Linked DNA regions of Mus musculus: region 1 is linked to region 2. Evidence: chromatin loops called from intact Hi-C (ENCODE). Cell type or tissue: left cerebral cortex. All regions are shown on one strand. Links, peaks and the distances in the headings refer to the core of each region. The heading gives the core; the rest is flanking DNA. Region 1 overlaps Taf1 (TATA-box binding protein associated factor 1). Region 2 holds the start of Ogt (O-linked N-acetylglucosamine (GlcNAc) transferase (UDP-N-acetylglucosamine:polypeptide-N-acetylglucosaminyl transferase)).

Region 1 (16,023 bases), core at 5,128-13,127, 60 kb after region 2:
TCCAGGACAGCCAGGACTATACAGAGAAACCCTGTCTTGAAAAAAACAAAAAAAACAAACCAAACAAAAAAAAGTGTTAAAAAAACCAAACAAACCACTACCTTGCTAAAATTTATTTTTTATGTTATGTTTGTTGGTGTTTTACCCGTGTGTATTTCTGTACAACAAACACATACCTAGTACCCAAAGAGGGCAGAAGAGGCTGTTGGACTGAACTTACAAATAAATGGTTTGGGCTGCCATATACATGCTGGGAAGTCAACCCAGGTCCTCTGGAAGAGTAGCCAGTGCTTTTTTTTTAGGGGGGGGGGTTGAGACAGGGTTTCTCTGTGTAGCCCTGGAGCCAGTGCTCTTAAATCATTGAACAATCACTCCAGCCTCATATATTACAATTTAAAAACAAAAATTGTGGATTTTTTTAATCCAATAGTTTATCGAGTTTTTTTTTATTCTTTTTTTTTTTTCATTTTTAAAGGCATGGTCTCACTGTATAGATAGCCCTGGCTGTCCTGGAACCTATTATGTAGAGCAGGATGGCCTCAAACTCAAGAGATCCATGTGCCTCTGCCACCACACTTAGCTTTAAGTGGAAAAACTTTAAACATATAAAATCAGACTAATTATACCCCAATTAGCCTAATTAGCCAGACTTAACAATTATCAACACATGGCTAATCTTGTTTCATTTACATTTTAATTTTCCAGACTCTCCTCAAATTATTTTGGATATAAGATCTCATGTGTTCTGGACTGGCTTCAAACATATGATCCCTTGGTCTCTGCCTCCTGAGTGCAGGAATTATGGGCATCCCCCCCACTCAATCTACCTTTATAGAACAAGTTCTAAGCTATCCTTAGAGACCCTACCTCAAATAAACAAACAAGAACCCTTATGTAAGTACAGTTGCAGGTATATGGAGGATCAGTGGAGGTTCATCTATTAATAGAACTACTGTACCACTTCGGTATAACGGAGTAGGGAGTATACTGGACCTCTGTAAATTCAATCAATTTTGCCATAAACCTAACTTTTAAGCTAAACTGTATCATATCTAAAATAATCCCTTAAGCCAGGTGTGTTGGCACATGTTTTTAATTCCAGAAAAAGAAGCAGGTGAATTTCTGTAAATTCAAGGCCAGCTTGGCTTACATAGTTCTAGGCCAGCTAGGGAGGGTTACATAGTGAGACCTTCTCACAATAAAAAATGAATGAAAGAATGAATAAAATTAAGATAAATGAACAGCTAGTCAATGTTCAAATTACAGGCCCACACCACCATGACTAGTTGATGTTTTCTTAGCAACTGAACCCAGAGCATTATGTATGGTAGGCAAAAACTCTACCAAAGATACATCTCCAGCTCCTATATGCATTTTCCTATGGTAAGTTATATCTCAATGAAAACATTTAAAAAACTAATGCACAACATGCACTATAAGATTTCAGATAAAAACCCAATGGTTGATGTTTCATAAAATTTAAAAGATAGGTTAATGGCCAGGCATTGTAGCACATGCCTTTAATCCAAGAATTTAGGAGGCAGAGGGAGAAAGAGATATAGTATGTTTCAGGCAATCTAAAGCTACACGGTGAGACCATGTCTAAAAAAACAAAAACAAAAACAAAAATAAAAATAAAAAATGGCAAGAGAGAGTATATACTGGTCTATTAAAATAGAGTTGCTACTAGCCACACAAACACCCCAATTTGCTCTTTCCTGACTCCTATTTAACCACTGCTGATTTCCATTTGCTTTTTTTTGTTTGTTTGTTTGTTTTGTTTTGTTTTGTTTTTTCGAGACAGGGTTTCTCTGTATAGCCCTGGCTGTCCTGGAACTTACTTTGTAGACCAGGCTGGCCTCAAACTCAGAAATCCACCTGCCTCTGCCTCCCAAGTGCTGGGATTAAAGGCGTGTGCCACCACGCCCGGCTGGATTTCCATTTTTTTTTTTTTTTTTTTTTTTTTGGTTTTTCGAGACAGGGTTTCTCTGTATAGCCCTGGCTGTCCTGGAACTCACTCTGTAGACCAGGCTGGCCTCGAACTCAGAAATCCGCCTGCCTCTGCCTCCCGAGTGCTGGGATTAAAGGTGTGCGCCACCATGCCCGGCTGGATTTCCATTTTTATAAGTACAAATGTTCTAGAAATAGCAGCTCCACTTTTTGTTTGTTTGTTTTTGCCAAGCAATTTTCATAGGTTATAGCTCTGAGGAATTTTATTACAAAACATGTTCATAAGTAGACTAATGGACTTAAAATTCATCAGATTACAGCTCCACTTTTTATCTTTCATTTATTATTTTGAGACAGGGTCTCTGTATATAGTCCAGGTTGGCCTTGGAATTTATAGACATCTGCCTGCCTCTGCCTCCTGAGTGCTGAGATTACAGGCGTGTGCTACCACGCCCAGTTTATGTGGTGCTGGGTATTGATCCCAGGTCTTTCTTTATTCTAGAAAAGTTCTCTGAAATATATTCCCAGACAATAAGAAAAGCTTTCACAGATGTAATCCATGAAATTTACCTATTAGCCGGGCGTGGTAGGGCACGCCTTTAATCCCAGCACTCGGGAGGCAGAGGCAGGCGGATTTCTGAGTTCAAGGCCAGCCTGGTCTACAGAGTGAGTTCCAGGACAGCCAGGGCTATACAGAGAAACCCTGTCTCGAAAAACCAAAAAAAAAAAAAAAAAAAAAAAAAAAGAAAAAAGAAATTTACCTATTGCTTACCATGATATAATAATAAAAGTATACCATTTTGGGGGAGGAAGACTAGAGATAGAGCTTAGTAGGATAGTTTACCTATCACACACAAGGCCCTGGGTTTAGTCTCTAGCACCACAAAAAGTATACCATACATACCTGTAAAGCTTTCTAGCCATAACTACTATAATTATTATAAGCCATTACACGGATAACAAAGGCCTTTTCAGGGGCTGGGGAGAGGGCTCAACAGGTAAGAGCATTTGTTCTTGTAGAGGATTCCTAGGCATTTTCCAACACTCACATGGTGGTCCACAACCATCTTTAACTCCAGTTCCAGAAGATCCGACACCCTCTCTGACCTCCTTGGGAACCAGGCATAGCATGTGATATAGAGACATATACAGCACAAAACATTCATACAAATAAAATAAGCTAAAAGATGAGTCATTTTCAAGTAAAACATCCCCTAAGCATACATAATCTATTCTAAAATATGTGAAATGGAGCCACACATGATAGCGCCTTCATCTCAGCGCTGGGGAGGATAAAGCAGCAGATCATCAACTCCAGGCTAACCTGGACTATAGTTAAATTTGAGGCTGGCATGTAACAGTTAGAGACCTTCTATCTTATATCCAAAATCTAAAGGTTAGAGATAGCTCAGTAGTTAAGAATGCTTTCTGCTCTTACGGAGAACCCCAGTTCTGATCTAAGTGCCCACATCAGGTGGCTCATAGTCACTTGTTTTAGGAGATCCAATGTCCTCTTTTGGCCCCTAAGGGTACCCATATTCATTTTCTCTTCTCTCTCTCTCTCTCTCTCTCTCTCTCTCTCTCTCTCTCTCTCTCTCTCATATACATACCAGAAACATGAATAAAAACAGTTTTTAAAACTTTAGAAAAAAATCAGACAGTGTTGGGAATATATTTTGATGGTAGAGTACTTTCCTGGCATGTGCAAAGCTCTAGGTTCTATCTTTACTACCCCCCCACACACAAAATATGCAAAATAAAATAAAATAAAATTCACTGAGCAGTGGTGGCATACGCCTTTAATCCCAGAACTTGGGAGACAGGCAGGCATATCTGTGTGGGTTTGAGGCCACAGTCTCAGAGCAAGTTCTAGGACAAGCTAGGGCTACACAGAGAAACACTGTCTCAAAAAACAAAACGGATGATGAGGATGTATCCTTATGCCAGGCACAAATAAACCAAAAAGAGAGCTTAAGCCAATCACTAAAATATTAAGGACATACATGATTAAGAACAGTGTAGTGGCACTGACCTTTTATCTAAGTACTACAGAGGCTAAGGCAGGAGGCCAGTACAACTTGTAACACCAAGATACTGTCTCACCTAGCCTCACCCCCAACATATACAAAGTACAGCTATAGCTTGTTTCTGGATTTTTGATCTCCTAGTTTTGGTTTTTGTTTGTTTGTGTTTTTAAAGACAGGATTTCTCTGTAGCCTGGCTCCTGGAACTTGCTCTAAAGACCAGGCCTCAAACTCAGAAGCCCACCTGCCTCTTCCTCCCAAGTGCATGTACCGCTATGCCTACCTTGTTTTTTTGTTTTGTTTTTTTTTGTCTTTGTTTTTTTATCTCCTAGTTCTAATCAATCAGTAGTTTGATATTCAAAATATTGACAGAAAGGAGACTACATGCAAAGGTTCTCAGGCAAGCCATGCATGGTGGCTTAAGCCTGTAATTTCAGCACTTTGGGAGATTGAGGCAGGATAATTACAAGTTCTTGCCCAGCCTATAAAGCAAGACACTTGCCCCTGTTCCCCAAGACAGGGTTTCCCTGTATAGCCCTGGCTTTCCTGGAACTCACTCTACAGAACAGTTTGGCCTTGAACTCAGAGAACCACCTGCCCCTACCTCTAGGTGTACACCACCGCCACCCAGTGAGACTCTGACTTAATCAAAATTTATTGTAGATCCAGAATGCTGGCTCAGTGCTTAAGAGCACTTACTCTGCAATCATGAAGACTAGAGTCAGATCCCAGTATATGCATAATACTCTGAGCATTCCCCAGATTTGAGCAGAACAGACACAGGAGTACTGCTGGGGCTTGCTGGCGTCATGCCTAGCAAGACCAGGTTGCAGGTTCAGGAGGAGAACCTGCCTCAAAGGAAGATGCAGAGAATGAGAGAAAAGGATATCAAATCCCTTCTAGCCTGTGTCTGTACATAAGCAGATGAACAAGCTTCATGTGGTGGTTATGTAATGATACAGACAAATCAAAGCTACAGAGAGGCTACAGACCTCCTTAAAATGAACTAATATAACACCAGTTTCTGTATACTGGCTCTTATGCCTACAAGGACATGGACTAGAAATTCAGCCTTTAGTGTTTTTCAGTTTGAACATATAAACACAGATCAAATTCTTAACATGCCAATTTTAATATGAAGGCAATTAGTTTTACACGTTTGTAGTGTTTCTCTCTGGAAATCATTTTGAAAACATCTCTTCCTACTTCCTTTGAAAGCAATACCTCTAAAGAAATATTCACTAATAAATAATGCCTCTAGAATATAAAAAGAAAATTACAAATGCTATCCCTTGCTTATGTTTTTATCACAGGCTATCTGTAACTGCTGCTGGTTTTAGACAACCTATGTTCACAAGTTTGTTTCCAGATATTTAATTCCATTTTGTTACTATGTAAGAAAATTAGCATTTAAGTCTTTATAATGAAATATGCTAGAGTTGGGTAAACCACTGTTAAGTATATACACATACCCAGACATTTTTCTTACTGTTATCTTAGCAGCAATTCTTGAATGAAGAAGTAATGAAGCAAAGAGATTCACAAACATCCTGAACAAAATTCTGTATGTATCTTTTTTCTGGGTAGAATAAAATTATCCCAAGGTCTACATCCACCTCCATAAACCTAAAAATACACTAGGAACTTACTAAAAGTATGCTGACGAGCTGTAGGGAAAAAAAGATAGACATACAAAGGTAATGGGGCCTCTCTGGGAACAAAGTGTTGAGGCTGCTGGGAGGGAGAATTAAACAGAAATAGAATTCCAGTTTCCTAGACCTTACAAGGAAACACACACAAACACACTAGTTGTTTCCAGAATGGTGCCATAATTACCAGGAAAGGTAAATTAATATAAATTATCATTCTACCCAACAGATTAAGTTACTTACTAGCAAAGAAGAAGAAGAAAAGAAAAAGTAGAAGAAGAAGGAGGAGAAGGAAGAGAGAGAGAGGAAGAGGAGGAGGAAAAGAAAAAGAAAAAGAAAAAGAAGAAGAAAGAAAACCTGTGAGTATATTTCACTTTTTTATTAAATCATGGCCAGAGGGACCGAAACTGTCTTACTGAAAAAAAATGTATTTACTCAGAGTTTACCCAATTAAATAAGGATTTGCAGAGCTTAGAGAATCATGTTCTTTTTTTTTTTTTTTTTTTTTTAAAGATTTATTTATTTATTATATGTAAGTACATTGTAGCTGTCTTCAGACACTCCAGAAGAGGGAATCAGATCTCGTTACAGATGGTTGTGAGCCACCATGTGGTTGCTGGGATTTGAACTCTGGACCTTCGGAAGAGCAGTCGGGTGCTCTTACCCACTGAGCCATCTCACCAGCCCGAATCATGTTCTTAAATAGTAGAAATTTAATGACTGCTTTAGGAAAACAGAATGTTATTTAAGATTTAAAAAAAGTCTTTTTTTTTGTTGTTTTGTTTTTCGAGACAGGGTTTCTCTGTATAGTTCTGGCTGTCCTGGAACTCACTTTGTAGACCAGGCTGGCCTCAAACTCAGAAATCTGCCTGCCTCTGCCTCCCGAGTGCTGGGATTAAAGGTGTGGGCCACCACGCCCAGTTAGAACAATTCTTTTTTCCTGTATTTGCAGTGATGTAACAAGAAGCAAACAAGCATTATTACTGCCAGATAGCTGTAAAATTACAAAGACAACTACCTGTTCACTAAGTAAACAGCTTTGCTATCACTCCTAGGCTTACAGTTCCCTTAATGCTATTTCTACCATACTAGAGATAACCCTCTCCTATAAGTATCACACTCATACATGAAGAAAACAATACCAACACTTAGGAAGCAGAGGCTCACCTGTCTACATAATCATTTCTTCAATTGATTAAGCTGAATGTAGTAGCATATGCTTTTAATTACAGCATGCAGGAGGCAGAAGCATGTAGGTCTTCATGAGTTTAAGGCCAGCCAAGACTACAAAGTGAGACCCTGTCTTCAACAAACAAAATGGCATTTTTTTTTTTAAAAAAAGAGGCTATTATGACCTAGGTTTGTTTTTATTGTTGGAGACAAGGTCCTACATATAGCCCTTGCTGGCCTGGAACTCAAGAGCTCCTCAGTGCTCTTAACCATCTCACCAGCCCCTTAAACACTAAAATAGGTATAGTGGCTACATAGGGTAGCTACATAGGCTACTCCAGGCTAGCCAGGGCTATACAATGAGATAGAATTCACTATGTAACTCTAGCTGGTCTGGCCTGGAACACACCATCATGCTGGCCTCAAACTCTCAGAGATCTGCCTACCTCTGCTTATAGTGTGTTGGGATTAAAGTTATGCTGCCATCCAAAATTATGCCCAGCCCAAACTTCAAATTTCAATAACGCATACAGTACTACAAAAGTGTATTTAAGGAACCACTGATAAAGAGTGACAAGGAATGCTCATTGAGCCTTTATTCAATAAGTAATGAAACACTTCGAAACCCAACTCCCTAGACCTGATTTTAGCAGCTTTCTTATACTTGAGATGGACTTCTTCCTTGTCATTCTACAGCACCACCTCACTTTCCAGGCGCTGTGCCCTTTGGCCCATTGGCCTTTCTTTCTAATATTTATTTTATAAGGCCCGAGAGGTGGCTCAATAGTTAAGAACACTGGATGCTCTTGCAGAGGACCAGCATCCACATGATCTCTTTCCTCCCTTCCTTCCTCCCCACCTCTCTCTCTAGCCCAGAGAATCTGATGTCCTCTCTGGCCTTTGTAGATACTGCATGCACATGTTACACAGACATGTAGTCATGATTTTTTAAAAAGAACAATTTTAAGCAGGTGGTTGGAGGCATAAATCTTTGTCTAGAATACTGTCATCAAGAAAGAGATGGTAGTTGAAATATATGAGTAAGAATATTCAGCAAGGAGACTAAAAAGGCATGAAAAGGTTTAAAAGGGAAGACATCTGTCATCACAGTACAGTTTCAAAGAAGTGACTAACTCTTGGAGTAAGATTAAGATAAGGACTATAAATGGCCTATTATCAAGGGGAATTATGTGATCTTGTTCACTTAGGATATACTTGGCACAGTAGAAGCTATATTGGAGTAAAAAGCTGGATACAGAGGCATAAAACTGTACAATCCTAGCACTGAGGAACTTGAGGAAGATGACCAATTTGAGGTTAGCCTGAGCAACATAGCAAGACTATCTCAAAAGCAAAATCAAAAAGCTCTTTTTGAAACATGAATGGGAAATGAAAAGATGGAGAAATACTGCATATTCAAAGAAACATGGCTATCATTAAAGCAGAATGAAAATTTTAAATTCTATGGAAATAGTCTTGTATATAATGTGGCATATATGAAGGAGTTAAAATGAAATGAAAACTGGATAATGGGATGGGTTTTTTTGTTTTGTTTTTGTTTTTTTCAAGACAGGGTTTCTCTGTGTAGCCCTGGCTGACCTGGAACTCACTTTGTAGACCAGGCTGGCCTCGAACTCAGAAATCCACCTGCCTCTGCCTCCGGAGTGCTGGGATAAAAGGCGTGTGCCACCAACACCCGGCTGCATCTCAAAAAAAAAAAAAGCCCTAAAACAAAAGTCAGTGCAAAACTTCATGTTAAATAGTTTATATCTCCATTCTATTGAGACATATCCTAGACAATCTCTAACATTGTCTCTTTGAAGTTTGCTTTTGAGATAGGGTCTCACTATGTAATTCTGGCTGGCCTAGAACTCTATGTAGAACTCAAAAAGACTTGTGATCTAATTGTCTTTGCTTCCTGAGTGCTAGAATTAACAGTGTGAGTCACCACACTTGGCCCACAAGGCTTTCCTTGTATAGTCCAACTGTAATGTCCCACTTAAAACACAAACACACAGAGCATTTTATAAAGGTATCAGTCATGGTCCAATTATGAAGTATCAATTTTGCTTTCTTACTATCTATATAATATCTCTCTCTCTCTCTCTCTCTCTCTCTCTCTCTCTCTCTCTCTCTCTCTCTCTCTCTCTCTCTCTGTTATTCGAGACAATATCTTCTGTGTAGCCCTGGCTGTCCTCAAACTCACAGAGGTTTATCTGCTTCTGCCTCCCCAGTGCTGGGATCAAAGGCATGTACCACCATTGCCCATATCGTTTTGGTTTTTGTGAAACAGAGTCTCTCTTTGGAGCCCTGGCTATCCTAGGACTTACCATGTAGACCAACTAGGCTATCCTTGAACTCACTGCCTGCCATTGTCTCCTGAGTGCTAGGGTTAAAGGCATGTGTAACCATGCCAGGCCTTTTTTGCTGCTGCTTCTTAACTGTCCAGGCTATTAAGTTTTGTTTTTCAACATGGGAACTGTTAAGAGTTTCTTTACTAGTCTCCAAATCTCATTCCCCTCCACTTTATTATTTGATAACTTCCCAAATGGTATTTACTAAAACTCTATCCCTCTCCTCTCCACTGGTTTAGTGTGACTTACTTGGCCTTTGAACGTCAGTTATATTCCCCTTGTTTTTTTTTTTTTTTAAAGATTTATTTATTTATTATATGTAAGTACACTGTAGCTGTCTTTAGACACACCAGAAGAGGGAGTCAGATCTCATTACGGATGGTTGTGAGCCACCATGTGGTTGCTGGGATTTGAACTTCTGACCTTCGGAAGAGCAGTCGGGTGCTCTTACCCACTGAGCCATCTCACCAGCCCCTCCCCTTGTTTTTTATAGTCAAACCTAGCCATCACCCTATACTCAAGCCAAACTTACTTGTACTTTTCCATCTATTTGGCTATCTGGAACTTCATCATCCTTTTCCTCTTCACTATTGTTCAGCATAGAAGATGCTCAGAAATTAACCATGATAGTGAGCATCCCTTAAGACTCAGTTAAAAAACAAATTCCTGAGGCTAGAAAGATGACTCAAATGGTTAAGAACATTTGCTGCTCTTGAAAGACCTGACTTCAGTTTCCAGCATCCATGTCAGGCACCTCACATTCACTTCTAACTCCAGCTCTAGGGGATCTCATGCTCCCTTCTGGCCTCCTCACATGCACACCGACACATAATTAAAATATAAATATTACAGGGTTTTTTTTGTTGGTTTGTTTCAAGACAGGATTTCTCTGTTTAACTGAGCCCTGGCTGTTCTGGACTCACTATATAGACCAGGCTGGCCTCGAATTCACAGAGACCCATCTTCTTCTGTCTTCCACACACCTGGCCATTTAAAACGTTTTTAAATTATAATAATTTTTTGGATTGAGTGTGGTGGCAGAAGACAGGCCAGTCTCTATGAGGTCTACATAGTGAGTTCCAGGCCAGGCAGGGCTACAGAGTGAGATTCTTGTCTCAAAAATTTAAAAATAAATAAATAAATAAATAAATAAATAAAATAAATAAATGTCTTAGCCATGCTTGGTGCCCCACAAACATGAGAGGTGAGAGCAGGAAGATGAACTCATGTGTAGAGCAGGTTCAAGGTCAGCCTATAATACATGAGACCATGTCTCAAAAACAAAAAATCTTTAACTTTTACTAATTTATGAAGTTTTTCCTAGCCCTCAGATTAGAGTATTGTTTTTCCAGTAACGCCTTTTGTATACCTTTCTATTTATAGCCCTTGTCAAGATGTGTTTTGTTTATATCAACTGAAGTATAAAGTACTTGAACACAGAGACCATCCTTATTATCAGAAGTTAAAGCAGCTAGCAAAGTGTTTAGCACACATTATTCCATTGGTTCAGGTGCTGAGCAAAATTACATACAGCAAAGTTTGCCATGGTCTATATAGCCAGCTACACACTTCAGCCTCAGCTCCATAGAACTTTGGGATATAGCTTTTCAAAGCTTATAGAAACACAGTGATGACTCAAAGGACAGGGAACATCCATTTGATTTTCATTAATGCCTCATTTTCCTATGCTTTACACGATTTCAAAAGAAAGGATAGACTGATTTCCATGATTCTTTAATAGTGATCCTTACAGAACACACACTAAAATATATACCTACTTTAAAAACTGAGCAGATTAAATGGTTCAGCCCTGAACCTGACAATCTAGGTTCGAACCCACATGGTGGAAACAGAGAACCAATTCTCTGAGTTGTCCCCTAACCTCCAAAAGCACACAAGGATAGCACAAATACATAAATGTAGAAACAAAATTTTAAAAAAGTAAACTAAGTTACTTGATTTAGCTATCACTGCTCAAACCTGCTTAAGCCTTAAAATTTTAGTAATGTAAATTAATGTTGGATACATAAAACTCATGATAGAGGAAAAAACATAAATACCCACCATTGTACTTAACACTGTTGGCCAGAATCAGGTTTACGTCGTCTAGAAAGCTCTCTCGACTCTGGTATTTGTGCTTGGAGATATTCTATGATAAAAACAGGCACTCAGCTACACATACAAAAATATTATAAAAAGCCACTGATCATAAAAAAAAAATCACTCACCTTACGTATAGTCTCCAAATCCATTGGACTGACAATCACTTTGTAATAATCTGGAACAAATTTCTTATTAACTGGGTGATGAAATGGCCAAGACTAGTAAAAAGAAAGCACAGGAAGTCAAGTGAAAACCATTACTTATAACAAAGAGGTCCAATTTTCATTGAGTTATAAATATTTCTGATGAAAAGTATAGACTCGTTCCACAAAAATATGAATCTGCACGCAAAATTATAATTTCAGGATCTCACTAAGGATTCTTACATCCAGATAAAGTGAGAATCCCTCCTCTAAACTTACAACTAAAATCTTATTTCTGTGTTAAAGACTAAGTTTTGCAAACTAGAATAAAATTGCTTATTCCACAGTTCTATCTTGAAAAAATTTTAATACTGTAGACATAGATCATTATGACTATATGCAACAGAAAATTTAATTCAGAATTTCTGGGGGGACCAATATATAAAATGGTCCACAGAACTAGTATGATAAATGATAGCCTTACCATAAAATGTTGAAAAAAAAAGAACAATTAAACAAAAAAGGGACAACAACATTGAGTAATTGTTGTGGGGTTTTTTTGTTTTTTGTTTTTTTTTTTTGTGAACAGGCTAGATGGCTAAGTGGGTAGAGGTGATTACCAACAAGCCCACTGACCGGAATTTAATTCCTGGAACCCACAGGTTAGAAGGGAAGCCTAACAATTCTGCAAGGGGTTTAAAAAAAAAAAAAGACAGGGTCCTACTGTGTAGCCCTGGCTTGCCTTAAATTCAGAGGTCCACTTGCTTTTTGCCTCTCAAGTGCTGGGATGAAAGGTTGTACCACTACACTCTACCAAGTTGTTGTTTTTTGTTTTTTTAAGATTTATTTATTTTGCTATCTTCAGACACTGCAGAAGACAGCATCAGATGCCCATTACAGATGGTTGTGGGCCACCATGTGGTTGCTGGGATTTGAACTCAGAACCTCTGGAAGAGCAGTTAGTGCTCGTAACTGCTGGGCCATCTCTCCAGCCTATACCAAGTTGTTTTGACCACACACAAAACATGATTTATGCTTCCCCCCACAACATGCACAAATAAATAAATGCAATAAAAATGTTGAAAGTGTTATTTGTAGATGAGCATTTCTAAATCAAGAATCTACTATTAGTTGACAGCTTTGCTCTCCCAGGCTATTCAAGAGTGTAGAAATACTCAATACTGACATTAGGAAGTAAGAATATAGCCGGGCAGTGGTGGTACATGCCTTTAATCCCAGTAGTTGGGAGGCAGAGGCAGGTAGATTTCTGAGTTCTTCCGAGTTCGAGGCCACCTGGTCTACAGAATGAGTTCCAGGACAGCCAGGGCTATACAGAGAAACCCTGTCTCAAAAACAAACAAAACAAAACCAAATCTCTTAATATTCAAAGACACTTGGCATCTTTACTTTTACACAATAATAAATTCACATAGCAAAAGGTTGATAATTTAAATTACATCCCAGTTCCTATGGATATCCATCGCCCCATTTATCTTAATCTCTTAATATACACATGCTTACTCTATGCACTTCTTTCCATCCTCTCAATATTTGGCATGAAAATTACTTACATCTGGAACTGCCATCATTTTCTGAGTGACAATGTTATCCAGAATAAAAGAAAAGGCTACTTGATCATCATCGTCAAGCAAGGGGTTGATAGCTTTCTCTAAACGTGCCAACTTATCCTCTTTCTGAAATAAAGCAAAAAAAAAAAAAAAAAAAAGAAAGCAGTTTTCATGAAGTATGATATTCACAGAAAACTAAAGATAATTTAAAGTCTAGCTAGCTGTCTATGGCTTTAGTCCCCAAAAGTTTATCTACTAAATTATCTAAATTATCTACTATCCGGTTTCAGGTCAACCTAGATAAATGATACTTTGGCTAAAGGATCACGAAGGAACATGTCAGCAAATCCCATATTCTACATCCCATGCTTATATAATACCAAGAATAGAAAGGTCAAGACATCACCAGTTTAGCTACAACATTTTTGGCAAATTTGGCTTTTATAACATTGTCTTTTTTACATAAAATGAATGCCAAGAATACAGAACTACATTACCACTAGTTAATGGTTTTTCTAACAGGGTATGTATCCTATGCAACCCAGGTTGACTTGACATTAATATATAACCACAGCCTGATTAGTGACTCTTTTAAGGAAACTTAATTAAACAAATTCACTTCAGTCTGTGTACTACAAAAATCTCTTATGTTCTCATTGACTTATCCTCTGTGTTCTCACTGTCTGAATCCTTAATTCTTAAAGCCAGCTCTCAAGACACAGCGAGTTCTAAGCCAGCCTGAGCTAGATAAGGCAGTCAGTATCTCATTGTTTTGCTGGGATGGCAGCGAGCTGCAATGTAAGCTACAGGAGATCTCCTGGGAAGCCATTTTCCATCATTCTTTCTAGAGTTACTAGGTTCTGGATTTTATATCCTGCATGATTACAGAGCAAGGGATTTTCTTCTTTGGATTTGGCTTTCCAGTCTATAGAAGACAGTGCTATATAATTTCTAAATCCCTACCCCTCAAATACATCAATATTTGTCATTCCCTTGGGTACTGTTCCTTCTGTTAAATACACTAGTTCCTAAACTCCACTATTCTTCACCTTCATATACCACACAGCATTTATTTTTTAAAAACCTTATTTATTTTGAGTCTTGAGTCAAAGCCTTAGCTTAGGCTCTTCCTGAACTCAATATGTAGCTGAGTATGATGTTACGATCCTGATCCTCCTGTCTCCAACTCCCAAGTGCTAGGATTCTAGGTGAGTGTCACTATGCCCACTACTTTGTCTTATCTTTCATTCTTACCTCTTTGAGTTTTTCATCGCAGAGATCCAGCATGGATTGAGAAATCTGAGTCAGTGAGTGCTTTGGTCCTACAGAGGAATAAGAAATAGACATTATAAAGCAAAGTTGCCACATGTTTCCAACACTTCATACATTTACTAAAGAACCTAAAAGGTCCCAGGCACCAGCTTAGTAACTGAGGTAGATATAGCAGTCTTTTTCTTTTTTATGTTTCTAAGACAAAGTCTCATTTATCCCAGGCTGGTCTTGAACTCACTATGTAGCTGAGAATGACCTTCAACTTCAGATCCTTCCACCTTCACCTCCTTGGGATTACAGGTAGGTGCACAAGGTAAAGACACTACCAGTCTTTACTCCATTTTTCAGTGCCTAATATAGCAATGGGTAGTCAATATGAATGAATTTTTTTAACTGTTCTTTATTTGTGACCATATTCTCTTGGATTACAGCTGCTTTTTTTGTTTGTTTGTTTTTTGAGACAGGGTCTCATTATGTAGCTCTGGCTAGCCAGGAACTATCTATGTAGCAAGGCTAGTCTCAAAACTTAAGAGATTCACTTGCCTCTCTCTGTCTCCCTAGTACTGGGAGTAAAGGCATGATCCAGCTTTATTGCTGCTTTCAACATGCTGAAAATTATTCTGCGGATGGAGAACAATGTGGTTAAGAATGGTAGAGAGACCAACAAACGCCGGGCGTGGTGGTGACGCCTTTAATCCCAGCACTCGGGAGGCAGAGGCAGGAGGATTTCTGAGTTTGAGGTCAGCCTGGTCTACAGAGTGAGTTCCAGGACAGCCAGGGCTACACAAAGAAACCCCGTCTTGAAAAAAACCACCCCCCCCAAAAAAAACCAAAACAGAGACCAATGAACATCTTTTTTTTTTCTGCTTAGTAAACAGATTTTCAGCATAAAGACTATTATTTCAGTTTCCCAGAAATCCTCACCAAGAGCTTCAGAAAATTCTTGAACTAAGCGACCACTCTTGTACATCCTCTTCTTATAGCTGCTTCATTTAAGCTCATCTTTGGAACAGTTAAAACATTTTGAGCTGGGAGTTGGGACACATACCTATCAATCACAGCACTTGAGATGCTTCAACCATAGGACTAGGAGATCCAGGGTAGCCTAAACTATATAATGAAACCATCTCAAACTTAAAAAGAAACCCCCAAAACATTTTTATCTAACTAGGATTTCTTTTTCTTCTTTTCTTTTTGTTTTTATAAAACAGGGTTTCTCTGAGCAGCCTTGGTTGTCCTGGAACTTACTATGTAGACCAGACTAATCTCAAATTCCTCCCAAGTGCTGGGATTAAAGCCTGACCCACCAGCACCCAGCTCTAATTCGAATATCTGGCCACTTCTTTTCAGTATCATTTACTAGATTATTTTCCTCCATCTAATTCTTGTTAGTGACCCCTAGGGCCTGAGCCTCAGCCCTAATATTTATTTCAGCTTTTGATTATTCATTCAAATGTTTTATACCTTGTCTAAGACAAGGTCAATGATGGGAATATAAGGACAATTAATAGTTCCATTATAGAAAGATCTTGGATTAGTCAAAGAAAATTACTTGAAAAGAAATCACTGCAGGACAGTGTAATCCTATCAGATATCTATAACTGAAATGATATAGTAAGAAAAATCTATAATAAATAAGACTCACCACAAACTGACAGATTGTTAAATTCAATGAGTAGGTACACTAAAGTTTATTCGTCTTAGTTTCTATAAAAGTTTTTTTAAAAAGCCTATCAGCATAAATGAAATACACTGATTGCATATGAACCATATTCTATTTCCCTGTATAT
Region 2 (16,023 bases), core at 3,464-11,463:
TTAGCTAGCTAGGACTCTGGCAACAAAAAAAACCAACAGGATACTACTACACAGTGGGATGGCAGCGGCTCTCAGCACAGTGTGTCTACCATCAAAGCAGAAACAGCTTCTCAACAGCTTAGCAACAGCAATTCAGGCTCACAGCTATCACACAAAGAAATGTATGCATAATTTGTAAAGGAATTGCCAAGTACGGGCAATTCTAAGAGAACACCAGAAGAAACAGCACCTTAAAATATGACAAGCTAAAGTTTCAGCAAATCTATTAAGCCATAAAGCATTACAGAAGGCAGTTCCAAATATGAAAAAAAAAATGAAACAGCTCTAACTTCTATAATCAAGTCACAAACTAGCTTTTACCTTGGTTCATCTATAAACTTACAAAAGAAGCACTGCTGAAAACCAGTAAAATGAGCCTGACGCTTTAATTTTTCACTTCTACAGAACCAAAATAACCTGAGTTTCTTTAATTTTCAGACTGTAAACAGCACCACCGATTCCAGCCCATACCAGAGTATCAATGCATAAAGCACAAAGAACACACTGTAAGAAACACTCAAAACCCAGGCAGCACTGAGCTGGTAACGGGCACTTGATACGAAGTTTCATCTAGTTAGGATTAGATATGTGAAAACTTTAAACACAACCACTGTGGTGCATTTCGGTGAGATCCAGAGAGTTCACGGAACCCCACCTTCATTATTATTGTGAAGAACAGCGAAATAAAGAAGCACCTCTCTGTACACTGTTTCATTAATAGGTCAGATATTTAATAACATAAACTATACATAGCATATATTTACAAAGTAGTACGGCTTCCTCTCTCACTTTAATTTTCCCTTCTCAATATAATCCTGTGTTATATTGTCAACAAAGTTAACTGCTCTACCACACAGACAGGCAACGAAAAACCTGAGCCAGGGCCCTAGGGATCTAGCTCTGGTGGAAAAGTTCTTATCTACTGTGCAACAAAGTCCTGGGTTCTATCTACAGTACCACATAAACTGGGTGTGACGCTCGATAATCTCAGCCCTGGGGAAGAGGGCCGGGAGAGCTACCTTGTTCAAGGTCACCCTCAGCTACTTGGTGAGTTGGAGGCCAACCTGACTAACAGAGACCTATTTGAAAGATCCCCTCTCAAAATAAATTAACAGAGTTAACTTAACCAAGATTACAACTATACAAGAGAAGTCAAGCTGAAGTTTACAAAGTCAAGAGGTAAAGGAAAAACAAAACCGTGAAGCTGGGCGTGGTGGCACATGCCTTTGATCCCAGCACTTGGGGGGCAGAGGCAGGCAGATCTCTTGAGATTGAGGCCAGCCTGGTCTACAGAGTGAGTTCCAGGACAGCCAGGGCTACACAGAGAAACCGTGTCTCAAAAAACAAACAAACAAAAAAACCTGATTACTAAAGGAAAAGAATGTACTATCCTGTGACAACTGGGCACACAAGAGAAAGGCTTGTGCCTTAGGAAGAATTAAGTCCAAACCCCACAGGCAACACATTCAAGGTTAGCTGCCTAAAACTAATTACAAATACATTCTAAGTTCAAATATACACTGAATATCTCTGAAAGAACACACGAGAAATTGCTCTAATTATCTCCAAGTCTATGCAATTTCTCACTAGATCAAAAAGCAATGAATAAAAAGTGTTTATTATAATGAACTCACAAATAAAAAAAAAGCGCCATTTAGCTGAACTAAAGGTAGCCACTCAAATGAGTGCTTGCCCTGACTCAAGCTCTATACAGAACATCTAGAAAGTTAAAATAGCATTCCACAGTGATTTTTTAATCTTCTTTTTTGAAATAAAACAATAGAATTTAATTTTCAAAATTAACTTTCAAAATGATTACTAAAAAGTTATTAAGATGAAAAATGATCACAGAGTTTTGGCAAACTACTAAAATAAGCTTCAGTTTCCTAAACTATAAAATTAGAGTCAAGAGGCAGGCTTATATGTCTAATGGTTTCCAGGCTGTGCTCAATGGCTGCTTTGGGGCAAAGAAGGCCCTTTTTAGCTTTCATTTTTCATTCATGTCAACATTTGCTTTGATAATTCAACTTCAAGTTTCAACATCCACTTCTCCATTGCTAGCTAGCTATGTGATCTCAAAAACCTTACATAACCCAAAGCCTACTGGGGATTTTATATTGGCAAAACTAGAAATAATGCCATCCTCACCAAAGGATCATGGTAAAGACTCAGAGGACATTTATCTGAAGCAGCAGTGTCTGAGCTTGTAGAAGACTTTCAATAATGGCAGTTAATCATTAAGCACTTCGAGGGTGATTCCATGCTCAATGTCAACTTAACTCAAGTGCATGCCAAGACCCATCCCCCACCCCTACTACTTACCTCTTAAAAGCTTACAGCCACCTTCCCTTCATTACCATCAACAGTTTCCAGGGCAATTTTTACATCCTGTAGCTTTTTAAATTTTTCTTTTGTTTTGTTTTGTTTTACACACTATATTTTGATCTTTCACAGACTCTAATACTTGTTCTCCACGAAAACACATGTAACTTAGACTTTAAAAAAATTGAAGAGCTAATTCAAAGTCTGGTCTAGATCTGTAATTGTCTTAATTCTATTACTTGTGACTATACTGAGGGGAGGTATTCAGAACGTTTTGTAGTTACTAATATTCTAGCACCTTTAAAAAATTTTATATTACAGATTAAGACCTTTTATCCATCATTCCTAAAAATCAACTAACTGCTATAAATACCCATCAGAATTTATCCAAGTTCATTAAAACAGCACACACACACAAACCCATCACGTATGGGGCTGGAGAGATAGATGGCTCGGCGGGTAAGAACACCGACTGTTCTTCTGAAGGTCCTGAGTTCAAATCCCAGAAACCACATGGTGGCTCACAACCATCTGTAATAAGACCTGACGCCCTCTTCTGGTGTGTCTGAAGACAGCTACAGTGTCCTTAGATATAAAATAAATCTTAAAAAAAAAATCACGGGCTGGTGAGATGGCTCAGTGGGTAGGAGCACCTGACTGCTCTTCCAAAGGTCCAGAGTTCAAATCCCAGCAACCACATGGTGGCTCACAACCATCCATAACAAGATCTGACTCCCTCTTCTGGTGTGTCTGAAGACAGCTACAGTGTACTTACATAAAATAATAAATAAATCTTTAAAAAAAAAAAAAAATCACGTGTGTTAAGTTTTAATTAGCATTAGAAATAACTGGTCAGACTTTTTGGTAAGGATAATTTTTATGCTTTTGTTTTGTTTTGTTTTTTCGAGACAGGGTTTCTCTGTGTAGCCTTGGCTGTCCTGGAACTCACTTTGTAGACCAGGCTGGCCTTGAACTCAGAAATCCGCTTGCCTCTGCCTCCCAAGTGCTGGGATTAAAGGCATGCGCCACCACCGCCCGGCATTTTTATGCTTTTTAACTTCCTAAATAGAATCGATTTTTTTTTGATGTCATGCAGACTAAGTCAAAGCTATTTCATCATTTCAAGTATATAAACATCTCTCTCAACTCTTGACTTTCATGAAAAAAACCCCTATTATCTGAAGTATCAAACGATGCTTGTTTGTTTTCTGGAGTGCTGTGAAAGGAAAGCAACTAATAAACGTTTACTTACAGGATTGTACTGAAGAGCAGAGACATAGGCTTGTACTGCTCCTTCCATGTCACCTGCTGCTACCAAGGCTGCTGCCAGGTTAATATAACCATCAATGAAATCAGGCTTCAGCCGCAAGGCATGTCGATAATGCTCGATTGCTTCCTGCAACTGCCCTCTTTCCTTGTACACATTTCCCAAATTCGAATAGGCTTCTGCTAGAAGGGGATTCTGTTTAATTGCCAAGGTGCTAAAATGAGCAGATCTGGAAAAATAAAAAGTGTTGATGCATGGATATGCATGTCAGAGAAAAGGAGGCATGGCTCATATGCAATGGAAAATCTTGTGCTATGGAACATTATCCTTTAACTAGCAAACAGCAGAAAAAAGTTTGAAAACTAAAACTTTCCTAAGGTTACAGTATCCACATTTCATATAAGAAAGCTGGTTCTTATGTATGAAAATTCTTATTAAAATCTACTACCAAACTGCCACATTGTATAACATCATTAAGATTAAAAATAAAAAGCATATGAGTCTCATTTTCCATTTGTTGGCAAGATTTAAAGACACAACCCTGTTTCAGAAAAAAAAAAGATTTAAAAACACACATCTTCATGTTAAATGTGCCAAAATGATAATTTACTAAGATATCCATAGCACAAATTCTTCTCTTTTCATTAATTCAATTAATTAGCTAAAAGCAACAACAATTTAATAAGGGTATTTCCAATCTGAGCTACATATGCCCCTCCTACCAGAGTCCCTCAAGCTGACAGGTCTGGATGCTCAGATGTACACTAAGAATAATTACCTGAAAAGAATATCCTCAAGTGACAAAATCTGGGGGAAAAGACCCTAGTCATACTGATGATATGTTCACCCCCGCAAAACGGGGGAAAACTAGCAACCAGGCATGTCAAAAGTGAACAAGAGCGCACATGTTGCGTTGGTGGCTCAGATGAAACCCAGCACTGGAAAACTCTGAAGTTCAGATATTTAATTAGCATTTTTAAGCTCAGCACCAAGAGGCAGGTTACCCCGGCATCTCCTACCTGTCCAGCCTTCGACACTGGAAGTGTATAGATGAAAGTAATAAAAGAACACCAGTATTGTCAGGCTCTTGTCTCCAGAGCTGCATGCAGTGTCTCTCAGCTGCCTCAAAATCTCCTGCCTGATATTCTCGATGTGCCAACTCAGCTAACCCTTGGAAGGAAAGCATACGTTTCGTTGGTTCTGGAGAATCATCAAAACATTTGAGGGAAGGAGGGGGGAAAACAAAAGTTAGAAATGCAAACCAAAAAATGTAAAAATATGGTAAATTAAACTTAAAGATGAAAATGCTTGAAACTATGTAAAGCACCAGAGTGTTCTGCATTTTATTTAAAACCCAGTCTACAGAATTGATCTCTTTCAAATCTGCCCATTGTTAATGCTTCCTTTTCTAAACCCCATAGTAATATTGACTTCCAGAAAAGATTCCTTTCTTACATTTTGTACTTTTTCTTACAAATCATAGGAAGATTCACTAAAATCACTAAACTTAGTATACTGACACAAAACATTAAACATGAAATCTGCAGAAGTTACAAGGATTTATTGTCAGAATAACCTATCGCTTAACAATACTTCATCTCACATTTCAAGGTGGAGTGTATTCTAACTCTCTCGGTGTGGGTGGGGACACCAGGTGTCTCTTTAACTCTTTATATTGATGTTTGTGAGTTTTACAGCTTTCTTTTTTAAAAAGAGCCAGCCTAAAGAAACCGGCTGAAAGCCAAAGAGTTACTTTTAAAGCAAGCAGCTGATAAACAAGATGACTTAGCAGTCAAGGGCTAAAGCATTTCATAATGGGTTCGCCAAACATTTTAAACAAAAAACCCAAACGTTGTTCCTCTTCTGGAGAGGACTCAGGAGCCCAAATTAGCTAAATCCCACCCACGCTGCCTTACATTTTCTGCTGTGTTCATGGCTCTCACAGAAGTACTAAGACATTAAAAACAACCCTATTCAATAACCAGGCAACAATCTACAATTGGAAAAGCTTTTAAATGCTGCAATAATATAAAACACGGGATAAAATATAATAAATAACAAAAAATGCTTTTGTTCTGAAGGACTTGATTTAGTTAACATAATAAAAGCCAAAATCCAGGTGCTCGCCTAAGGCTCGGCTGTAAACATTTATCTCCACAATAATTCATTATTAGGAATTCAAGGATAACACTCTAGAGATTAGAATGGGAAACCACAGACCTGGTACTTAATTTTAACCAAGGTCATGGGGACAAGCTCAAATTTGAGCCAGGCTTTCCCATACCAGAGCAATTTCTGCACAGCTAACCACAAAAACAAAGACCAAAAATATTTGTGTCCAAATCTGAGGTTGGAGCTAGAAGATCAACTAGAAAATTACATGTTAGACAAGAACGTAGCACTTTCTAGCTCCTAAATTTAGCACATTACCTATCACTTTCCAAAGTCACATATCTGCTCTTTTAATACTGGAAATGACCATTTCTTCAAATAAAGTTAACAGTCAGAAAAGAGCAAGTTCTTACAAAAACCTACGACAGAATCTTACATTTTTGAAAATCATGATGGGGAAACAGAAAGGTGGAAATCTTGATCCCATTCCCATCTATTAAGGATGAGATACTATTTTAGAGTCATCTATTTATCTCACAATATTCAAAATCGTCAACTAAAACCTAGACACTGAGAAACAATAACCTCTCGGGAACCTTAGAGCTGCAGCCTGGTTCCCCATCCCCTCCCGCCCCAAACAGCCTCAATCTGGAAAGGCAGTTGAAGGACACTCCTACAATTTGGTTGTTTTCTTATTTTCTGTAGCAAAGGCTTGGAGATGCATCGTTGAAAAGAGGCAACCGCTTTGCACTTGTGCAGCTACACTCCAGTTGCTTTACAAACTCTTCAAGCAAGGATGGAAACTTAAAAAAGAAATAATAATGCACACCCTATGGATAAAGAGATACTGGGCTAAAGAATGGGGATGAAAACCCAGAGGCCATGGCGGAGGAATACATAGAGAAAGTAACACAAAGAAAGAGAATTAGGAGGGCGGGCAGGGTGGTCGCCGCCAAGCAACACACCGAGGTGGTTTCTTCCCTGAGGATAAGAAACGACTGTCGGGCTGGCACGTTCGCAGAGGAAGGGTGTGGTTGCAACAAGCAGGGAGGGCTGACCAGGGTAGGAAACTCCGTACTGGGGCAGCGGGTGCAATTGGGTGATGGCTAAGAGAACCCCTGGAAATTTCCAACCTAAATCGGGGCCGCTCAACCCAAGAACACAAGGCGCTGCCCCGGCGGGGTGCGGGCTCAAGTAGCTCTTCTTGGTGCTACTTGGAAGCACACCGAGGAGCCTTCGCTAGTCATGCCTGATGCAAAGTGAGGCTAGGATTACACCGAAATAGCATCCCCGCCCTAGCCTGGCAAAGGAGGACCAAATGTGGCTAAGGGAAAGGGGCTTTGGGGAGGAGGTGGAAGCGCACGGGAGGGAGCGACGGGCTGAAATTGAGGGAGAAAACAGTTGCGACGGGAGACAGAAATTGCAGAGATTCCAATGCAGCCCATTCCAAGACACACTAAGCGCGCACGTGTGCTATAGATTCGTCCCGAGAGAGAAGGCTACAACACTGATGGGATAAAGCAACAACGAAAAAGCCCCCAAAGCAAGCAAAATGCAAGCAAGCAACTAGAGAATGTTTACGAACGGACGGCAGCACCAAACCCGATCAGATAGCAGTAGAACTCGAGAGCTCAGTAATGCCACTGATGTAATGGGGATGGTCAGAGGGAAGTAATGAAAGATACAAGACGGCGCCAGACCCCAAAGGGACGTCTGCCAGAGTAGAATGGGACACTAGTACCTGTACTGTCGGCCACGTTGCCCACGGAAGACGCCATCTGGAGCTTCTTGAGATAGAACAAGGGGTAATTGACTTCTACTGCCGCCACTACTGACAAGAATGGTTCTAGAAGTAGCAGAAAAAAGGCAGCAGCCGTATCAGTGTTTTGAAGGGCTCAGGGGGCGGCACAGAATACTGAACTCGAATCTTAGGAACTCTTGGTAGACATCTACCTCTCACTGTCTTGAAATGGCGGCGAGGGCTCCTCGACCGAAACAACACAAGCCGGAACTACTTTCTGTTATAATCAAGTACCCCGCGGAGGTAGCGCGTAACAAGACTACCGACCAAGTGACTGTAATCAAAGTCATTTGCTCTTACGTAACCTTCCGCCCAAGGTCCATTGCGACAAACATGACTGTAGAGAGCGCATGCGACAACCCTGTCTAGGCAACTCCGGGTTAAGGGCTCCCTATGGGGCAAGAGCCAGCAAGTTTTTAAGAGCAAGGCGGAAGGGCAAAAAACGCCCGTCGATTACTTTTTTTTTTTTTTTTTTTTTTTTTTTTTTTGGCAAGCGCTAAAGTACGAGTCTACTACCTGGTCAGTGATGTCGATGTTAGAATGTCAGAGCGTCTAGAAAAGTTTAATTAACTCCATTCAACAGAAAAGGGTAGTTTACACGACCAACGTGTTAGTTCTAAGCAAGTAAACGCGAATATTTGCGTTTCAGAGACGGGGCTGTTCAAAACAATGGGGGAGCCGGTTCGATTTGAATGCTTTTTGATTCAGACTCCACCCATGAATTTAAGTACTTTGATGAGAAAAACGGACAGTCTCCCTGAGCTGAGTGAACCCAAATGTGTTCGATTTGAACCATATAACCCTAAAATTCAAAATCGTTTGTGAGATTCGGGATGGTAACAGGGTAAATGCTAGGAGTTTGCATGTCAAAAGCAACCACAGAAATGTTAAAGAGGATGCCTTTTTCCTCAAAATTCCTGATCCTGAATTGTGACCTTGTTTCGTCAGAATCATTAAGGACTGCAAATGCCTTGGAGCTTAAGGCAATTCAACAAAGCAAACTGTGTTCCTTTGCCTTCTTCCTAAACCACACAACTACAATGAATTTCCAATTGCCTTCCTTTGACAAAACAGCTCTTTGGATCCTCTTACGGTTTCAAGCCCAGTGTTTGGACATTTTTGTCACATTGTTATTAATTTATATTTCCTGCCTTGTTCCTTGACAGTTTTAAGACACGTCACTAAGTGATTATTACAAGCCACTGGGGACTACAGTTAGCTCTCTTAGAGTCTTTCCGTTTCAAAACTCTTTGATCTAGGAAAAATTAGTGAGCTTGTGTAAAAATGTTTGCTGTCTAGCTCCTTGGTGAAATAAAAAACAAATCCTCAAAGGCTGTTTCAGTTTCTTGAGATTGCCAAACAACCTATGAACTTTGGATTATGAGTGCAGAAAAAGTTGATAATATTGTTCATTTCTTCTGCCCCACAGAACCACAACATGTAGTAAAAAAGAAAGCTTGCCATTCAAACTCTCCTGGATATTGATTGGCCTTATCTTTTCATTTGATACACCTGGCAAGCCCCAAACCCACCAAGTGATCCACCTTTGTTGAAAGAACTCAGCTTTTCCTCATTAAGAAAGGCAACTCAGATTCTACTAGCAGATGTTTAGGCCTTCTTGATTAGTGCGTGATAGTTAATTAAGTAAAAAGTCGTTAAATGTCAGGTCATGCTCCCAGTCGGACAGCTATTTGACTCATAGAAAACTGATCTGGGGTTCCCTCATCTGAAAGGAGTCTCACGCTGCTATGAAAAAATTGGATTGTGAGGCTCATGTAGCTCAGGAAGGAAAACTCCTTCAAGGAATTGGTCCAGGAGCCTCCAATAATAGGATCTTGGAGGTTTGGTTCCAGGGATTTACCAGTCAAGCCTAACTTCTTCAGCCAACAAATTAACATTTACTAAAATCTCTATATCCGAGGCACTGTGGCAAACATAAAATGAAAAAGACAAACTCTTTGCCCTCAAGGAGTTCCAATATGCTTAGGTAGACCCAAAATGCTGCTTAATAAGAATACCGAGGGTTATTTTAATGAAGCCCATTTGATCTATTGTCTGGAAAGGGAACCTCAGACTAGAGGGGGTCTGAAGACAGAGGCTGGTACTGGGCAATGCGGGGAGTGGGGTGCTTCTGTGCTCCTTTCATTTTTTTTCTTCTAGTTACTCTTTTTCTCTTTTCCTTTTTTATGCAGCAATTTGAAATTTGTAGTCCTTTGTAAAATACATCAACTGCTTCCATTCTAATTCCAAACTCCACTACTCTAACACCATTTACCGTGCAACAGTTTCCTATCTATCCTGTAGCATCCCCCTGGAGTCTGTTCATTTAAAGCATCCTTTTTGAAGCAATGCCATGAGCAAGCGCTGGAGATGTGCACCCAGCTGCAGTCACTGGAAGATTGTCCCAAAAGATAAATGAAGCTGAACAGAATGCATTGACACTGCACCGCAGGCTCTCTAGATGCGTGGAGAGAGCCCCTTGGATTCGGTACCCAGTCACAAGAAAGAAAACTGGTCTTGAAATCCTCCCAGAAAGGAAGAAAAAAACTTCCAAAAATATTGTAGTGTATTTATTATTGTTATGGGGGGTGGGGAGTGTGCCACAGTGTGAATGCGACGGTATGCGTGTGGAAGTCAAAGGAAAACTTTGTAGGATTCTCTCCACATTTGGGGACTGAAGGCTCGAACAACAAGCTCCTTTGCCTCCTGAGCCACCTCACTGGCCTCCCCCATTTTTTTTTTTTCTTTTTCAACTTGGAATAAGATTAAAGAAAACCAAACTGGTTTGTGGTCGTATAACCAACATAGCCAGTGAACTTGGGAACTGAGAATTTCTTACTTGGTGGCTGCTGGGCTGAAAACAGTAGCCAGCTGGAAAAACAACAGTGAAAACAGGGAGGAAAAACCAACACAGCTGTAATGTCTAAAGCCTTAGAGATACATTGGGAAACTGCTCTGCAAAACAAAAGCCGAGAGAGGCCTAGGAAGGCACCCTCTGGAGCTCAGCCCAGGGGGAGTACTTTTCCTCTCTGGCGCCAGTAGGCTTTAAAGATTTGAGAAAAATAAAGATATCAGGACTCAAAGGCCAGTTAGGTCCCCCTCCCTCTTTAATCATCACTTGCTTTCTTGATCTATAACCTCTATGATAAGGCACATCAAAATGAAAGGAAAGCTGAACCTGATCTTGGTCCTTAGGGCCTGGAATTTCAGCACTTGGGACGTTGAGGTGATCCTCCTGGCTCCACCCAGGGCTACGTAAATGAGTTCCAGATTAGGCTGCGCTACAATGTGGGATCCTCTTCAAAAAGAGAACAAAACAAAAAGTGAGAAGTCAAAACCTTGATTTGTCCTTCCAATCCCAGTCTACCACGTAATGTTGTCCAAAAAAAGATGTTCACAGTCTACAGCCTGAAACTGTTTACAAAGGGGGGGGGGGAGCGCGGGAGGGGGGAGCAGGGGAGAGAACTAAATAAATCCACTAAGGAGCTCTGGATCTCAAAATAAGAGACTGAGTCTTCTCCTTATGGCTATGAGCCTGTGGTACTATTTTCTGTGTTTATGGATAAGAGGCTATTGTCCGCTCAGTTATCTTCCTGATTCTTCTCAAGTGGGAGTAACTCTTCCCTCAAAAAGAGGATCATGGTATACTTATTTGCACCAACAAGACTTTTCTTGCAGAGCCCTGAAGTGAGTCATGCTATCCCACTAATCTACCTCCCACTACCTCCAATGCAGAATAAGCAAATCCAAAGAGGCTCTGAGGGCTCTCCAGCCCAGAATCTATGCCTGAAAGTAGATCCTAGCCTTTTGGTTTTGATCCTGACTCTGCCTCTTCCTGTGATTTTAGTGGAGAAGGGTGATCACATGATACTGAGAAGCCTTCCAAGGGGCTGAAAGAAACTTGCAAAGAAAAGGATAGGAGTGGGGACAAATCACACTGGAAGACAGACAATAGCTCAGGTGCTAGATCTTTTGTTGTTGTTCTTTCTGGGTGGCTCTAATAAGCATTGTTTTTTGTTTTTGTTTTTGTTTTTGTTTTGTTTTTTGTTTTTTTTGTTTTTCTTGTCCATGGTAAGCACTTCCCAGTAGACTGGAACACTCAAAAGGCAGATTTGGCTGTCATGAACAACCAGATGTAGAAAGACAATTGGTTGATCTAATTGAACATTCAACAAGGGGCTCTAGAAATAGAGCTTTTTGTTATTCAAGACCTACTTTGTTTGAATGTACAATTTCCCCTGTTAGATTGACCAATGCAATATCACCATTCATGTGCTATTTGCATAATGTCCACATACCCTAATAGACTTATTTCCAAATCTACCTTACCGAACAAAGTGAAGGACTTTCTAGCACTGCTGAAAGATTATGGGTGAAAACTCTGCACCCTTCACTTCGTGGTTAAGAAAAAGAGATTGAAGCCGAGGTAACAAACTTTCAGTGCTCTAGAAAGCTTTTGCTGCTGTAACTATTTCAGTTATAGATGTGAAATTTTAATCAATGTATTGAGGGACACATTGCTTTGATGTTTTTGGCTCTTTTTTATTTTTCCTGAGACCTGTTCTCTCTGTGTAGCCCTGACTGTCCTGGAAATCACTCTGTAGACCAGGCTAGCCTGGAACTCCAACTCCCTCTGTCTCCCAAGTGCTGGGAATAAAGGTATGTGCCATCATACCCAGGCAGCTGTTTTGGCTCTTTAAGAAGGAAAGTCTTACAATATTAGAAGTGTAGACTATCCTTCTGGAATGTGCAGAACAAATGATACAGATCACTATATTCTCCTTTAGTTCTCCTAGTCCTCTGCTCCTCTACCATGATTTTTTTTAATTTGTTGAAAGCACATTTCATGGGTATCCAGCCAGAAGTTGAATAAAAATTTTAAACTAAATAAATATTGTCTCTTTTGGCCCTTGGTCTTGCGAAGATCATATGCCCCAGTACAGGGGAATGCCAGGGCCGGGAAGAGAGAGTGGGTGGGTAGGGGAGCAGGATTGGGGAAGGGTATAGGGGGCTTTGGGGATAGCATTTGAAATGTAACTGAAAAAATATCTAATAAAAAATGAAATGTAAAAAAAAAAGTAAACTTTATTCCAAATTGGATATATATATATAAACTCTGTGCGAAAAGAAAACATCCTCTCGGGGAAACTACGAAAGGGGATAACATTTGAAGTGTAAATAAAGAAAATATCCAATAAAAAAAAGAAATAACAACAACAAAAATTCTCTCTTTCCTCTCTCTCTCTCTCTCTCTCTCTCTCTCTCTCTCTCTCTCTCGTTTTTCGAGACAGGGTTTCTCTGTATAGCTATGGCTATCCTGGAACTGGAACTCATTCTGTAGACCAGGCTGGCCTCGAACTCAGAAACCTGCCTGCTTCTGCCTCCCAAGTGCTGGGATTAAAGGCATGTGCCACCACTATCTGGCCAACATTGTCTCTTTTAAGTAGCCATATTTATTTATATATTTTGAGACAGGATTTCTCTATGTAGTCCTTGCTGTGTAGCCCTGATTTGCCTCAAACTCAGAGATCTTCCCAGTACTGAGATTAAAGACTTGTGCCACCATGCCAAGCTATTGTTTGTTTTTGTTTTGGGGGGGAGGGGTTGGTTGTTTGTTTGTTGAGACAGGGTTTTTCTGTGTAGTCCTGGCTATCCTAGAACTAGCTCTGAATATCAATCAGGCTGGCCTTGAACTCAAAGATCTTCCTGCCTCTACCTCCTGAGTGTTTTTAATAAACAGAGCATAGCTGGGCAGTGGTGACACACACTTTTGATGCCAGCACTCAGGAGGCAGAGGCAGGTGGATCTCTGAGTTCAAGGCCAGCCTGGTTTACTGAGTGAGTTCCAGGACAGCCAGAGCTAGACAGAGGAAACCTGTCTTGAAAGACCAAATATTAATTAATTCATTAACTACATTAAATTTAAAAATAAACAGAGAATGTTAGTACTTACTTGTAATCTCAGTACTTAGGAGACAGAGGCAGGAGGATCAGGAGGTCAAGGCCTTCAGGGCCTTCAGCTATGAAGAGTGTTGGAAGCCAGCCTGGGCTACACAGATTCAGTCTCAAAAATAAATAACCCACTTTGAGAAGTTGAACTTCTCTGTACTTTCATTTTCATCTATGTTTTGTGCATTTTTTAAAGTAGCTCTACATTTTTAAATCTTGCCAGTATAAGAAGGATCAATGATTCCAGCAGTAAAGGACAGAGAAGCAGCCAGAATTGCAAGTTCAAGGCCAGCCGGGCCTTCTAGTGAGTTACAGGCCAGCCCTGGTAAGATGTCATCTCAAACGATATTATTTTAAATGTATGCCAACAAAGGAGCTAATGTTGCCTTTTCTGCGTTAAACTGAAACAAATGAGCCCATCACAGAACAACAACATGAATTGCCCCCCAAGAAACTTTACCTAGGGGTTCAGAAGACTGTGCCTACAGCCCAGCCACTCTACAGGCCGAGACAATGATGGAGGGGGATTCCAGGCTAGCCTGAGCTGTGGTGCATGCCTTTAGTCCCTACACACAGAGGGCAAAAGCAGGCTCTGAGAGTTCAAGGGGGAAACCTGGTCTATATAGCAAGTGTCAGGTAATCCTGGGCTACGCAATGAGAGTGTTTCGAAAGGGGTGGTGGTGGTGGTAAGGGTGGCATCAAGGAGATGGCTCAGGGGTTAAGAACTTGTACTGCTTTTCCGGGAGACCGGAACTCAATTCCCAGCACCCACATCAGCTGGCTCACAACCATCTGTGTAGCTCCAGCTCCATGGGATCCAACTCCTCCAGCCTTCATGAACACCTGCAGGCACATGCACACTCACCTACACATAACATTTTTAGATGTAAATAAATATATAGATAAAAATTTTAAAATAGTTCCTATATTTTTTAAAGATTTATTTGTTTATTTTATGTATCTAAGTACACTGCAGCTGTCTTCAGACGCACCAGAAGAGGGTGTCAGATCCTATTACAGATGGTTGTGAGCCACCATGTGGTTGCTGGGAATTGAACTCAGGACCTCTGGAAGAGCAGTCAGTGCTCTTAACTGCTGAGCCATCTCTCCAGCCCCCTATATATTTTTTTAATTTAGTAATTTGAGGTCATCTTTTTTCTCTGAATCAATCATCAGGAGGACAATCAGTTGTTATTTTCTAAAGCCCAGCCTTGCAATTTAGCACTTCTGGAGGCCTTGCCCAGAAATGGTTCTACTTGCACAGCTTCAAAGGAAAATGTTTCCTTTTCAGATAGAAAAAAAAAAAAAAAAACTCTGAGATACTTCTTTCAGTCCTCCTCCCTGTCCAATCCCTCCCACCTCCTCACTCCCAAATCTCAACACAAAAGACTGCTAAGAGGCTGGCTTCCATGAAACCAGATTAAAAAAAATAATTTAAAAACAAAACAAAACAAAGAAACAATAACAAAAGAAACCACCATAGCCCAGCACTCTGGGATCTGCTTGAATGTCCAGCCACCCTCAGTGTGAGGACGAGCAGATGCTGTATGGACATTGCTGATTTTTCCAAACGCGATTTAGTATTCCTAGCAATTAATTTGGATAGCCCTTAAGTGACGAGTCTGAAACACACTCAGGTGGTCCTATTTACTGGCAACAAAAGATATTTTCAACCAGAACCCTACTCTCTGTTCTTTGTTGAATGTCTGTTAGAAGGCTTTAATTGTACATCTGACAATGCTGCCTCTTTGATGTTGTGGCTGGAAATTAATCCACTTAGAAAATTAAGATTGAATAGCCAAACTTGAATTCTAACTTTAAAAACAACTGTGAATTTTAGTTCTCTAATATTTACACTTTCCACACCTCTGCTAGGAGAAAAAGGAGTTGATTATATGTCTCTTGAGGTTAATCTCTGGTGATTTAAACAAAAATCTCCAAGTCTATCTTTCGTGTATTTCTTTTTTTTTTTTTTAAAGATTTACTTATTTATTTATTATATGTAAGTACACTGTAGCTGTCTTCAGACACTCCAGAAGAGGGAGTCAGATCTCATGATCGGATGGTTGTGAGCCACCATGTGGTTGCTGGAATTTGAACTCCTGACCTTCGGAAGAGCAGTCGGGTGCTCTTACCCACTGAGCCATCTCACCAGCCCATCGTGTATTTCTAACTTCTAATTTTCAGAGTGTCTCAGGAATTCGGATGCTCATTCTTTTTGTCTGATTGCCTAAAAACCCACAATCTTATCGCCTCTTCAGAGAGGGCCATGCAAACTTTAAAAAATAAAAATAAAAATAAAATAATAAAAACAGAAAAACCAAACCAGGTTTGTAGGCTTGTTTTGTTTGTTTGTTTGGTGTTTTTGGTTTTGGTTTTGGTTTTTTGGTTTTTTGTTTTTTGTTTTTTTTTTTTTTGGTTTTTTTTTTTTTGAGACAGGGTTTCTCTGTATAGCCCTGGCTGTCCTGGAACTCACTCTGTAGACCAGGCTGGCTTCAAACTCAGAAATATGCCTGCCTCTGCTTTCAGAGTGC

Evidence for each region. Peaks named below come from ENCODE experiments on the same cell type or tissue, not always from the same donor. Only the 100,000 strongest peaks of a DNase experiment are listed, where the experiment ranks them.
Region 1: a loop joins it to region 2, with 2.5 times the contacts of the local background. A loop is called at or near these places in 2 of 42 quality-filtered maps.

What each region holds. Positions count from the first base shown.
Region 1 is chrX:101,573,645-101,589,667 of GRCm38, reverse strand. Taf1 (TATA-box binding protein associated factor 1) reads right to left here. Exons shown (of 39, transcript NM_001290729.1): 29 at 14,216-14,283; 30 at 12,965-13,087; 31 at 11,376-11,468; 32 at 11,212-11,296. Among named protein-coding and RNA genes, the nearest start is that of Taf1, 49 kb to the right of the region's middle. In left cerebral cortex, for the core only: no CTCF peak of the experiment used is centred there; DNase peaks (open chromatin) are centred at 5,655 and 8,713.
Region 2 is chrX:101,631,781-101,647,803 of GRCm38, reverse strand. Ogt (O-linked N-acetylglucosamine (GlcNAc) transferase (UDP-N-acetylglucosamine:polypeptide-N-acetylglucosaminyl transferase)) reads right to left here and starts at 7,753. Exons shown (of 22, transcript NM_139144.4): 1 at 7,482-7,753; 2 at 4,648-4,828; 3 at 3,614-3,857. The coding sequence starts at 7,518. In left cerebral cortex, for the core only: no CTCF peak of the experiment used is centred there; DNase peaks (open chromatin) are centred at 7,798, 8,185, 10,821, 11,243 and 5 more places; H3K4me3 peaks cover 4,315 bases; H3K27ac peaks cover 3,168 bases.